3 separate regions of the Homo sapiens genome follow, and all the other regions are linked to region 2. Evidence: chromatin contacts called from ENCODE Hi-C or POLR2A ChIA-PET data. All regions are on one chromosome and are shown on one strand. The core of a region is the stretch at or near the end of the contact, and the rest is flanking DNA. Distances in the headings are between cores, read along the strand shown. Region 1 has its middle 7.6 kb from the start of RNU1-2. Region 2 overlaps SZRD1 (SUZ RNA binding domain containing 1). Region 3 holds the start of ATP13A2 (ATPase cation transporting 13A2).

Region 1 (4,238 bases), core at 177-2,676, 520 kb before region 2:
CACCAAACTCGCGGGGCAGGCAAGAGGGCTTACAGAAGCAGAACAAAGGCAGCTAGTCAAACTGTGACAGGTCTCACGAGGCAAGAATAGCTGGTGACCTTGCAGCTGCACTGAAGGGAAATCAAGAACTTAACAAAACTTGAATAGTGAGAAATGGTAAAGGGAAAAGAGAAGGTAATAAAAGCATTTGCTGTTTCTTGCTCTTATCCTTCCTAGGGATAACAGACTGTTAAGAGAGTCTCCAGAACTCATTTCTCAGCGATGTGGTTTTTCAGAAACTATCTGTTCCTGACCTTGCAGCCAAGCAAGTACAGGAAAATACTTTTTCTTTTTAATTTCTACCTTATTACTACAAGTTACAAAACAGAGGTTTCCACGTTTGGAAAAATAAGAGACAACAACATAGCCATAGAATGCATAGCCCTCAGCCTTACAGTAAACCACTTTGATAACCATAACATGTGCTCTACATACCACACATGTGAACTTCCGCCCCGCCACAGCTCCATACGCCTCACCCTTTACACGCACGGTCACTTGCCCCGAGCACCACCCCAGCCAATCCCCAATCACCCTGAGCCCTCCTAGCCCTAACGCACAGCTAGGACGCTCACGTCCAGCCAGCGGTCCCGGACTTGCTCCTACAGCACGGGAAATCCTTCATGGCGAAGCAGCAGCCCCTGCGCTGCCTCATCTACATAGAAACGCCCTATCGGTGATGTCACCAACAGTGCCTTTCCCAGTCCCCTTCTGTTCTTCCGCCCCACCCTCCTCCACTCAGCCCACCAACCCGGTGCCGCAGCCGGCGGGGGAAGTGACGTCCGCCTGTCCCTCCTTTCTGTCTCGCCCTTGTCTTTTGGGGAGGTGCGCCGAGACCCTGCATCTAGTCTCCCCCGAAGAAGTGATTACTTAACCTGTGTCCTGCGGAGGACCCTTCTGGCGGGCAGCTGGAAGCCTGTGCACCCGTCTTCAAATAATGGCTTTTAATAGCAGACTGGAACGTTTCGGATTACAAAGCAAACCGGACCCTTTCAAACCTGGTTATCTTTGTGAAGTAGCATTCCACTTAAAATTGGGAGCCCTTTAATAACAGAGAGAAATCATGTCTATGAAACTAGAGAAGCTGCTCAGATAACTGCAAACCAGCCATCCTTACTGGTTTTACGAGTAGTAGTGTTATAAAGAAAGTTGTCCAGTTTTATGAGTCTTGTAGGTTTGTTTTTTTGTTTTTCAAATACAGTAGTGTACAAAAAGGAAGCAGAATGTGGTTGCTGTCTCAATGTAATGCCTCGCTGGGCCTGAGAATTTGAAAATAAAAAAGTTCTCTTCTTTCCCCATTCTCCCTTTAGATGAAAAGTCTTTCTTGGCCGGGCGCGGTGGCTGACGCTTGTAAGCCCAGCACTTTGGGAGGCTGAGGCGGGCCGATCACGAGGTCAGGAGATCGAGACCACGGTGAAACCCCGTCTCTACTAAAAATAAAAAAAAAAAATTAGCCTGGCGTGGTGGCGGGCGCCTGTAGTCTCAGCTACTCGCAGAGGCTGAGGCAGGAGAATGGCGTGAACCCGGGAGGCGGAGCTTGCAGTGAGCTGAGATCGCCCACTGCACTCCAGCCTGGGCGACAGAGCGAGACTCCGTTTAAAAAAAAAAAAAGTATTTCTTGAAAGCATTGTCGATCAAAAGCTGTGTCCCTCCTTGCCAGAATGGCTCATTCCCAGATAGTCCTGTCCCACACGGGGGTCAGGGGAGGGAAGGAGACCTCTCTTTTTAACAGCGTCCAAAAGCTGAACTGGTGTGGCATCACAACATGGAAAAAAAAAAAAAAAAAGAGAGAGAGAGAGAGAGAGAGATATCTCGGCCAATTCTATAGTTGCTGTCACTTGTTGAATCATCTCTAGTTTTCAGAGTACCATGAATTTAGTTTCTCAAAAGAAGTAAAACAATGAGAAATACATAACATTAATAATTTGAGTAGTAGAAATATAATGCATACAAGAATGATCATCACAAAGAGAATCTGTATCCTGGAACAGTAAGGGAACCAGGGAACTGGGATTTGATGTTTCAGCCAACTGAAAACATCAGGGAAAACATCAAACCCCATTTCTTCTTTAGTGATTTCTTGCAGCCAAGTGGCTTCTTTTCTGATTTTTTCTAGAGAAGGTTCTACTACATGGGAAATGTATATGTATATGCAACAAAAGGTATTTGCCACCACACATCTCCCTGCTCAGCTAAATGTATCACCTAAAGTGATGTGATTATCTAGTACAACCTTAGCCAGTGACTAAATACCTTTTTATAGAGCTGCAAAAGAGGCCGCAGTTTCATCAGCAATGTTTTTCTTTCTTTTTCTTTTTCTTTCAGAGACAGTGTCTGGCTCTGTGGCTCAGGCTGGAGTGCAGTGGCGCCATCATAGCTCACTGCAGCCTCAAACTCTTTGGCTTAAGTGATTCTCCTGTCTCAGCCCCTGAGTCACTGGGATTACAGGCCAGAGCCACCATGCCTGGTTTTCATCAGCAATGTTTCCTGAGGTTACAAAAAGATTTGTAATCCTGGGAGGAAACACTCCCTTGAAGCAAGTGTTCTCCCCAAAAAAATGCAAGGAGCTATCTTCTTGATAGCCAGGCAGATAATTCTCAGGTTTTGCCCCACAGAATCTCTATCTAAAATAGAGCAGTGGTCATGCCTAGTGAAAAGTTTGAGGGAACTCGCCCAATGTTGGGTTTCTTCAGAGCCATATATATAGATATAACCAAATATCCTAAAAGACACTGCCCTTCATCATTCCATGCCGTTAGACATTTACAGGACCATGGATGGTGATCTCCTCCAGACAAAAATAAATGCTGGTGCAGAACAGGTAAGTGTATTATAATTTGAGTACATCAGCTTTTGGGCATTTTAAACCATGGGTCAGACATGTTAGAGCAAGAGGGCAGGTTGATAGCAAGAGGGAGTGTTTTTCTTTTAATTTTCCAATAGCAAAGTGATGTTTGCCACTGTCATTTCAGAGTGAGGTGACAATTTGTTGTTGTTTGGTTTTGTGGGTTTTTTGTTTGTTTGTTTTTGAGACAAGGTCTCACTGTCACCCAGGCTGGAGTGCAGTGGCATGATCAGGGTTTACTTCTGCTTTGACCTCACATATTCAAGCAAACCTCCTTACTAATCCTCCCGAGTAGCTGGGACTACAGGCACGTGCCCCCACACCCTGGGGTGTGAACTGGGATTTGATGTTTTCAGTTGGCTCTCTAATGGAATAGGTTCCCTTACTCTTCTAGAATCAGATTGTCTTCATGATTATCATTCTTGTGTGCATTATACTTCTACTACGCTGCTGATTTTTTCTTTTTTTTTTTAATTTTTATTTTTGAGACAGTCTTTCTCTGTCACCCAGGCTGTATTGCACTGGCAGGATCTTAGCTCACTGCAACCTCTGCCTCCTGGGTTCAAGCGATTCTTTTCCTTCAGCCTCCTGAGTAGCCACCTGGCTGATTTTTGTATTTTTAGTAGAGACAGGGTTTCACCATGTTGGCAGGCTGGTCTCGAACTCCTGACCTCGAGTGATCCGCCCGCCTTGGCCTCCTATAGTGCTGGGATTAAAGACATGAGCTACCACACCTGGCTCTCAAACCATTTTAATTAAGCAAAGACAGATTTGTCTGGCTTTTTAGTACAATGCTGAATTATCCTCCAATCTATATTTTTAGGAAGGACCTGGGGAGTGGCAACATGGAGATATTTGGTGAAAATGTGAACCTTTCATGTTCTGCTTCAGTCCCTTTTTGAAAATCCTTCCAATTTGCCTTTGCAACCAGTTAGTGGCCTTGCCTTCTTCACCAGCATGTGAATTGATTGATAAAGGTCAGAATATTTGGGCTCAAAGGTTTCAACAGTTAAGTCAAATTTTCTGCCAGAGCCTATAGAATCTCGGAGCCTGCTTTAGAAACAGAAGAGTGAAATGTATTTAAGTTTAGATCAGGGAAGTCCTTTATAATATTCTTAATTCACGTTTTGGTGAAGTGGTATACACAATGGTAGGCTCCCCTCTTCCTGTGGGTTTGGGTTTTACCTTTAAAGGGGCTGTCAGAACAGAAGTTTTGGGGAAGTGGCCAGAGCCCTGGGGACTTTCCCCAGGTGGTGGTGATGGAAGAAGAAGCAAGGCAGGACAGGAAGGCTCAGGTAAGAAAGACTATGCAGGTGCAGGGGCAGGAGGAGAAGGAGCAGCTGGAGGTGAAAGA
Region 2 (4,150 bases), core at 1,449-3,948:
GGAGATTGAGACCATCCTGGCTAACGCGGTGAAACCCCGTCTCTAATAAAAATACAAAAAATTGGCCAGGCACGGTGGCTCACGCCTGCAATGCCAGCACTTTGGGAGGCCGAGGTGGGCGGATCACGAGGTCAGGAGATCGAGACCATCCTGGCTAACACAGTGGAAACCCCATCTCTACTAAACATACAAAAAAAAAAAAAATTAGCCAGGCGTTGTGGCGGGCGCCTGTAGTCCCAGCTACTCAGAAGGCTGAGGCAGGACGCCTGTAGTCCCAGCTACTCAGAAGGCTGAGGCAGGAGAATGGCGTGAACCCGGGAGGCGAAGCTTGCAGTGAGCCGAGATGGCGCCACTGCACTCCAGCCTGGGCGACAGAGCAAGACTCTGCCCCCCCCCCACCCCCCCTCAAAAAAATACAAAAAATTAGCCGGGCGTGGTGGTGGGTGCCTGTAGTCCCAGCTACTCGGGAGGCTGAGGCAGGAGGATGGCGTGAACCTGGGAGGTGGAGCTTGCAGTGAGCTGAGATCGTGCCACTGCACTCCAGCCTGGGCGACAGAGCGAGACTCTGTCTCAAAAAAAAAAAAAAAAAAAAAGGAAATAACTATTCTCCAGTTGATGGGTGCAGTTCAAAGTTCAAGCTGGTTAGCTATATTGTTCTAATCTTGTAAATTCTTACTGACTCATTTGATCTACTGACCAGGTAAAGAATTAAGAATTATTGGCCAGGCACAGTGACAGTGGCTTATGCCTGTAATCCCAACATTTTGGGAGGCTGAGGCAGGCGGATCACTTGGGGTCAGGAGTTTGTGACCAGTTTGGCAACAGGGTGAAAACCTGTTTCTATTTAAAAATTCAACAATTATCCAGGCGTGGTGGTGCGCACATGTAATCCCAGCTACTAGGGAGGCTGCAGTGAGTGGAGATCACACCACTGCACTCCAGCCTGGGCGACAGGGCAAGACTCTGTCTCAAAAAAAAAAAAAAAAAAAAAAAAAGACTTATTCTTTCTAGTAAGTTAAACAGTGTATCATTATGATGTGATCTTTTTTGCCTTATAATGTATTGTTTCATATTAATAAAGTTGGCCAGCTTTCTTTTGGTCAGTATTTCCTAGAACATAGTTTTTCTCACCTTTCCATGTCCTTATTTGCATCTCTTGTAAACAGTATGAACTAGATTAACCATATGAAACTAGATTTAAATCTAGTCTAACACTGACACCTATCCTGATTGGTACTAACTTGTGTTTAAAATATATTTATATATTTGGCTGGGCATGGTAGCTCACGCCTACAATCCTAGCACTTTGACTTTGGGAGGCCGAGGTGGGTGAATCACTTGAGGTCAGGAGTTCAAGACCAGCCTGGTCAACAAGGTGAAACCCCGTCTCTACTAAAAATACAAAAATTAGCTGGGCGTGGTATCCCAGCTACTCAGGAGGCTGAGGCAGGAGAATCTCTTGAACCTGGGAGACGGAGGTTGCAGTGAGCCGAGATTATGCCACTGCACTCCTGCCTGGGCAATAGAGCATGACTCTGTCTCAAAATATATATATATATGTAATTTATTGTATTCTGAGGCACCATCAAATCTCTGGAGGGGCCAGAAAGGCACTAAAATGGAAACCTCTCGCTCCAGCTTGGAACACAGTTGGTGCCAAAGAATGCTGAATGACTGAATGGAAAAGGTACACCAATAATAAGAGAACGACCTGGATGTTTTCTGTGAACTGACAAACACAGACACTCACACAGAATCTATGTCCACTACGTACTCTGTCCTGAAAATGACTGTATTGATGGAATTGTATTAATTCTATTAATACCAGTGTTATTACCTGAGTAAGTACTACAGCTCATATTAGTCTATTGCCTATTACCTTTTAAGGGCTTCTCACAAGTAACTTCTTGTTTTAAAGTTTCATACTGTATCATTTCGCTCCACTCTAAATACAAGACTGCCTATTCGAGTTTCTCCATCATAAACAGAGCCTTGACAGCTGTAGAATTTAGAAGCCTTTGAGGGTTGAGACCAAATGCCTTCATAGACCAGGCAAGCAGCCAAACTCCACTCGCACGGAGCATACCTGGGGAAGTGAAGGGGCTGCAGGGCACCAAAGAGCACTTGCCCTGCCTAATGACGGCCAACAAGCTTTGGCAGACAGGGCCAGATCTAGCGCAGAAGAAACCAAATCAGTATTTTTATGGCAATGCACTGAATTTTCCAACTTCACTATGTGAACTTTCACTTTCATATCGCTGCGAGAGCCAAATAAGACAGAGAGAGAAATGGGCCTCACACATTAGAGTGAATTTGAGAAGTCCCATCCAGGTCTCCTCTGAGGAAAGCAAACTGCTTCCTTCTTCCTCTAGGGTTTAAGGAAGATGGACCATCTGCCCAGTTCCAGCACAAGGAGCCTGGGTGGAAGAAAAGCGCTTCAAGAGGACATCGTAGGCCATGTCTGAGTAAATGCGCCTCTGTCCCCAAACTAGAACATGATTAACATACTTGGCATGTAATATAATACTAATAGCTTTTAAAATAATACCTTATATCGATATAATGTATTATGGCTGTCAACATTCTTCCCCAGACATTCATTTTCTGCTCACACCAGCCCTGTTTGGCAGACAAAGTAGCTTTTATCCTTCTGTCAGATGAGGGTTAGGGAACTTACCCAAGGTCACAAGGTAGTAAACCACAGAGACAGCCCTAGAATTCGCCTTTTGAGGCCCCTATGCTGACATACCACCCTCCCCCGACAATTGCTCAAATCCCCTGGAAATGCCAGTATAAACCATTAGATATTGGTCATCTCCCCCAATTCCACACTGCTCCCTGGCATGCCAAGAACTACAACTCTCATCCAACTCCACTGTGAAAGGCAGAAGAGCTTTATCAGAGCTGGAGAGGGATTCTTCCATAAGATTACAGAATGGGATGGAAACCCAAGCAGCTTTGGTGGAAAGTGGATCCTGGTCATCTTTAGATGGCCAGCTGGACGCCAGCATGCTCAGAGGCGCCCAAGCAGGAGAAGGAATGCTCTGCCAGCAGCTGGAGAGGGCATCGCATCTCCCTCTGGAGTCTGTCCAGGTATCATGAGTCAGTCTATTCTCTTCTCAGACAAGGCCTTGCAATCAATCTGCTCTCAGACTCATGCTCTGAAAAGCTGGACCAAGTCAAAACTTTCCTACAGGGTGTATTACAAGGAAAATGTGCATCTCCCCCAGAGATGCAATAGCCCAATGGAATTAAACAGGCCTCAGAACTTGTGTGGGGAAGCATCTAGATGCAGGCCTGAAATAAGGAATCGTACTACCTAAGGGAACCCTCTCTTTAGACAAGGATGCAGAGTCCTGCCCAAGGTCTAGGCTCCTGTGTTAGAGGCCTGACCTCCATCGCTAGTCAAAGAAAACCATCGCTGTGACTGCTGTGAGTGGGCACAAGGCAAGTGCTAGGGCACAAGCATACCACACAGGGCGGTGGCCAGGAAAGTGATCTCCTATGGCTCCTGCTCCTGGAAAGGCTCTTCAGCCAAGTAGCACCAAGCAGCCCACAGAAGGTGACATTCTGTGTTCCGGGTCCAAATCCTAAGCAAAAGATCTACTGTTGCCAAACCTTGACATCACTTGTCCTATGAGGCTACACATCTACAGAAATGGGACACAAGCTTCTCGGTCTCAGAGAACAAGCAAAGCCAGAAGGAAAGAGCGGAGGCAGGAAATCATGAAGAAGCACAGTGGGGAGGAAGGTGGTTCTCGACAGGGCTGGTCCTTTATGGGAGGTAAAGGAGAGCCACAACCACAAGGTGAATGGGATCAGATGTCAACATTTGCAATTTTAACTCACCAGAGGAGGAAGCTCAGCTTCACTGGCTGCTGATGCCCTTAACCTTGCTATAAATGTGCCTCTGGCTGAAAAGTTAGGGTATGGGACCTAGGAGTACAATGCGGATAAGATCATTCCCAAGGAGGAGAGCAGGGAAGGGGTCACCTCAAACAACCCAGTTTGTTACTGTCACAAGCTACAAAAGGAACAAAGGTGACAAAAGATAGGGATGTGTCTGTAAGGTGAAGCAGATTACAGTGGTAGGTTTACTCCTGTAACGTTAAGAGGTCGATGACAAGGAAAAAAGAAAGGTGAGAAAGGC
Region 3 (4,150 bases), core at 1,392-3,891, 620 kb before region 2:
ACACAGAAGGCTGAGGTGGGAGGATCACTTGAGCCGAGGTGGGAGGATCACTTGAGCCCAGGAGGTCGAGGCTGCAGTGAGCTGAGATCATGCCACTGTGCTCCAACCTGGGCAGCAGAGAGAGACCCTGTCTCAAAACAAACAAACAAAAAAAACAAAAACAAAAACTGAAACCCCACTTTACTGTGTGTCTAGACAGCCATAATCCTACCAACAGGGTTTGTTACTAGGTGAAAAAAATCCTCTTTTGTTGCAAAAATCTAGTGAAACTAGAGAAGTCGAAAAGTAAAGCAATGCTCTGGAATAAACTCGCCCAAATTAGTGATTTCTCAAGCTTTTTGCCACTGGGACCAGGCCTATTACGCCCTCTCCGTGGGTTCCCAAGAGAGCCACAGCCTAGAAGGGAAGCTGTTCAGTCGGTTCTCACCCACGTGGGACTGGAAATTTCAGACACGGTTATCCGGGAAGACAGCCTGGGCCACAGACCTCCTCGATGACCACACACCGAGAGCCACTTCCCCAAAGGTAACCCCAAGCAGATGGCAAGGCCTCCCACATGCTCTGTGGTTTGGAAGGAAGCTTCCTCTGGCCTCCTCCCTCATTAAGGAGAAGGGACGAGCTGCAGGTGCGGCTCCTTCCCAGCTGGCTCAGGGAATAGAGCCCCTTTAAGGCCAGGCAGCCTTAGCAATAAAAAGAATGAAGGGGGCACCCTTGCAAGGCAGTCCCCCATGCAGTCCCCAAGCCCTCTGCTTTTATTTATTTATTTATTTATTTATTTATTTATTTATTTATTTTAGAGGGAGTCTCAGTCTTTCACCCAGACTGGAGTACCTCTGCTTTTATGAAGCCGCTAATCCAGTGCCAGGATCTAAAGCAAGCAGCTGGCTTCTACCAAGTTCCTGCCATCTCATTTCATCCTCTCCATGCCTTCCATTTTGTAGGTGAGGGGAAGGAGAGCCTTAGAGAAGGAAAGTGACATTTTAAAGCTCACACAGCTAGAAAGCAACTCATGCATCCATGTCTTTCTGATGCCAGAACCCAGCCCCTTGCCACTGTACCATACTGCCTCTTGCCAAGGCCACCTGGGCTAGCCATTTCCAAACCCAGCCTTCCTGCTGCCCTGGAGGCTGGGTTCCTGCCAGAAATTGAGCTAAGCCCTGGGGGAGGACATGGGAGTTCTGAAAAGTTAAGCAGCCTGCCTCCCCTGGAAGTGTCACCGGAAGATGAAAGAACTCTTGTCACCTGACCCAAGGAAGCCAGTCCCATGGCCCAGGTGGTCAACAGGAATGACCCGCAACTGGTTGGCTCGGGCAGCCTGCCCCAGCTGAGTAAATGGCTCCACTGGCACCCAGCTGCTCAGGCCAAAACCCTGGGGAGCATCTTGAATTCCACACATTCCTGCACCCCCACATCCTATCCACCAGCAAGTCCTGCCAACGTGTGTTCCTGTACCAAATGTTCACTGGGATCTTGCTATGAATCAGGTGCTGCTTTCCCTCCTGGGGTCTATCCCCTACCCACACCCTCACCACCATCACAGCTGTGTCTCCTTCCAGCCCCTTCCACAATAGGGATCGTTGGAGTTTTCCTTTCCTTGACTAGGGCTACTTCCCAGTAGACAGCAGTCTCCGCAGGGACAGGGGCATCTCTGTTTTGTTCACTCTCACGTTCCTGGCTCCCACAGTGGTGCTGGCACTCCATAAATTCATACTGGACAAATGACCAGTGATCCTGCCCACGTCTATCCTTGGCCCTAACGTGAACCTTCCCTTGTTTGCCCTAGGATCTCACAGATCCACTCTCCCCTTTGGAGCTCCTCTGTCCAGAGGTCCTGGAGACAGGGAACACTATGCCTGTGCCGGTCACTATGGGGTAGCAGGATAAATGCTGCACGCAGGTAAGACATCTCTGGTGCCTTTCAGGGGTCTTCATGAATCCCCCCAGTGCAGGTGTGTCTGCAGGTCACGCTGTGAGGCTTCTCTTTCTCTGGCATTTCAAGGCCTCCAGTGCATCATGGCAGACTCTCCCTGGGTCTCTGTGGGCCCACATCTGACCCTGTGAATCTCTGGGCAGGTGTGTCTTCCTTCTTTGCATTCATCAAGCAGCGCCAGGCACTGTCTCAAGTGCTTGATACGCATTTTCTTTTTTTTTTTTTTTTGAGACAGAGTTTCGCTCTTTTTGCCCATGCTGGAGTGCAATGGCATGATCCCGGCTCACAGCAACCTCCGCCTCCTGGGTTCAAGCGATTCTCCTGGCTTAGTCTCCGAGTAGCTGGGATTACAGGCATGCGCCACCACGCCCAGTTGACAAGCATTTTCTTGTGTGATCCTCGCAGCAGTTCTCTGTGAAGCAGGCATTGCTATCCTACAGGTTGGGAAAAGAGGGCCAGAGAGGATCAGTGACTTGCTCACGGTCGCGCGGCCTGGAAGACATGGAGAGCTGGACCAGCACGCACAGTCCCTAACCACTGGGACGTGCTGGCGGGGGCTACCTCCGTGAGGTGTGTGTCTCCGGTCGCCCCGCCCCCGGTGTGTGCGGAGGAGCAGGCGGGGACTACAAGTCCCGGCAGCCCCGGCGCGGGCGCTGCGAGGGCCGCAGAGGGCCGGGCGGGGCTTGCGGCGCGCACGGAGGGACTGCGGCAGTGTCGGAGCCGCGCCGAGCCTGGTGGCCCAGGTGCCCCGCCCGCGTCAGCCCTGCTCCAGCCCCGCGCTAGCCCAGCGCCCCTCGCCCCGGGCCGTCCGGACCGCGCCCCCGCCCAGGGCCTTGCGCACGCCGGGGCCCAGGCCGAGGGCCGCAGCGCCGGGGCCGGCGATGAGCGCGAGGAGCCGGCATGAGCGCAGGTGAGTGCGGAGTCCGGGTCGGCCCCGAGCCCGGCGCGGTCCCCGGCCCGCCAGTTGTCGTCACCCCTTGGAGGGAGAGGGGAGGCGACGCCCCCCACCGCGGGGTCGCGAGCCCAGGAAGCGGGACCTGGTTGGGGATCCTGGCCCGTCCCCTCCCTTTTGACGGGGACTCGGCCCCGGTTTCTTCCCAGAGACGCCGGGGCTGGGGATGGCGCCGCCGCTCGCAGCCGGTCCCTCCCCTCCCCTGCACCCCTCAGCCGCGGGATTGGAAGCCGGGCGCTTGTGCAAGAGGGTCCTGGGGCCGTGCGGGGACGGGGAGGCCACCCCACGCCCACTTAATCGGATCCCACCCCGAGTGACGGATGTCCAGGTGGGGGAGACGGCTGCATCCTCGGGCCTCTGGGCAACCCCTCTGGGCTGAATGAATGAATGAATGGCGTTGGGGGAGTCGGGACTCCATTTCCTGGGTAGATGTCCTGGGCCACAGCGCCACTCCTGACCTCCTGCCTCAGACCCCAGAGAAAACCCGTCACACCCAGGGCCAAGGGCCACACCCTCCATGCAACCCATCCCTGGCCAGATGTCCTACGCCCACTCCTCCAGGGTCTAATTTAAATCCCACCTGCCGGGAATGGGGCCAGTCCTCCTCCCCTATCCAGAAAGGTCTCATCTCAGTGTCTGTCACTCAGCCCCCAGCCCCACAGCCTAGAGTGCACCCCCCGGCGAGGGAGGGGAAGGAATGAGGAAAGACAGCCCCTAGAATCCAGATCCAAAGATGGGAAGATGGTTCACACACACTCCCGCCTCAGCCTGGCAGAAGACAGGAGCTCCCCGCCGCCGGGAACCACAGCCAGGGAGGAGGCAGCCGCCCTGGGCCGCTGCCAGGTCACCAGCAGGAAGCCAAGGCTTCCGCAGGAAATAAGAGGTCCCAAATGGCTCTAGCCCCTCTGATCCACAGTGCTGGTGACACTGCCCCGAGCTGTGACCTCAGACGAGGTTCAAGTCCAGTCTTGGCCCCTCATAGCTGTGTGACTTTGTGCTTGTCAATCTACTCCTCTGGGCCTCGTTTTAAATGGGAATCCTAATCTGTACTTTTCATGGAATGGCTGTGGGAAAGAATGTGCCCATTCAGACACACTCATTTCCAGCTTCTCCCCTTTCAAGCTCTATGACCCTGGACAAGGGATTCACATGCTGTTCCTCAGTTTCCCCAGGTGTACAATGGGGATAATAATAGTCACTACCCCAGAGGGTTGTGTGTGAAGCTTCATTGAGTTAGCACACTGAAGGGCTTCCGCAGGGCATGGTGA

What was found. Hi-C counts contacts between places; a loop is a spot of excess contacts on that map. ChIA-PET counts read pairs that join two places held with the same protein, here RNA polymerase II (POLR2A). Pooled maps may share reads with other maps.
Region 1: a loop to region 2 is called in a pooled map, with 3 times the contacts of the local background. The contact joins two enhancer-like sites. A Hi-C loop is called at or near these places in 3 of 50 pooled maps. POLR2A ChIA-PET finds 5 or more read pairs at or near these places in 2 of 52 experiments (AG04450 and activated naive CD4-positive, alpha-beta T cell).
Region 3: a pooled map shows a loop between it and region 2 (3-fold over the local background). The contact joins the promoter of ATP13A2 here to the enhancer-like site in region 2. A Hi-C loop is called at or near these places in 1 of 168 maps with a recorded cell type or tissue (CD8-positive, alpha-beta T cell) and 1 of 50 pooled maps. POLR2A ChIA-PET finds 5 or more read pairs at or near these places in 2 of 52 experiments (CD8-positive, alpha-beta memory T cell and WTC11).

What each region holds. Positions count from the first base shown.
Region 1 is chr1:16,901,438-16,905,675 of GRCh38, reverse strand. No RefSeq gene overlaps it. Among named protein-coding and RNA genes, the nearest start is that of RNU1-2, 7.6 kb to the right of the region's middle. RefSeq lists a silencer at 68-362 and enhancers at 103-742, 899-948, 1,049-1,098, 743-1,382, 1,569-1,848. Within about 2 kb of position 1,426, at least 41 of the 41 ENCODE cell types and tissues checked have a DNase peak (open chromatin) inside an H3K27ac peak, as active enhancers do.
Region 2 is chr1:16,385,524-16,389,673 of GRCh38, reverse strand. The region is part of intron 1 of SZRD1 (SUZ RNA binding domain containing 1); the gene reads right to left. Among named protein-coding and RNA genes, the nearest start is that of SZRD1, 20 kb to the right of the region's middle. RefSeq lists enhancers at 3,092-3,592, 3,593-4,093. Within about 2 kb of position 2,698, at least 20 of the 41 ENCODE cell types and tissues checked have a DNase peak (open chromatin) inside an H3K27ac peak, as active enhancers do; they include CD8-positive, alpha-beta T cell, where a contact is called at or near this core.
Region 3 is chr1:17,010,419-17,014,568 of GRCh38, reverse strand. It overlaps ATP13A2 (ATPase cation transporting 13A2), which reads left to right and starts at 2,641. Exons shown (of 29, transcript NM_022089.4): 1 at 2,641-2,840. The coding sequence starts at 2,831. RefSeq lists a silencer at 2,477-3,006 and an enhancer at 3,497-3,546.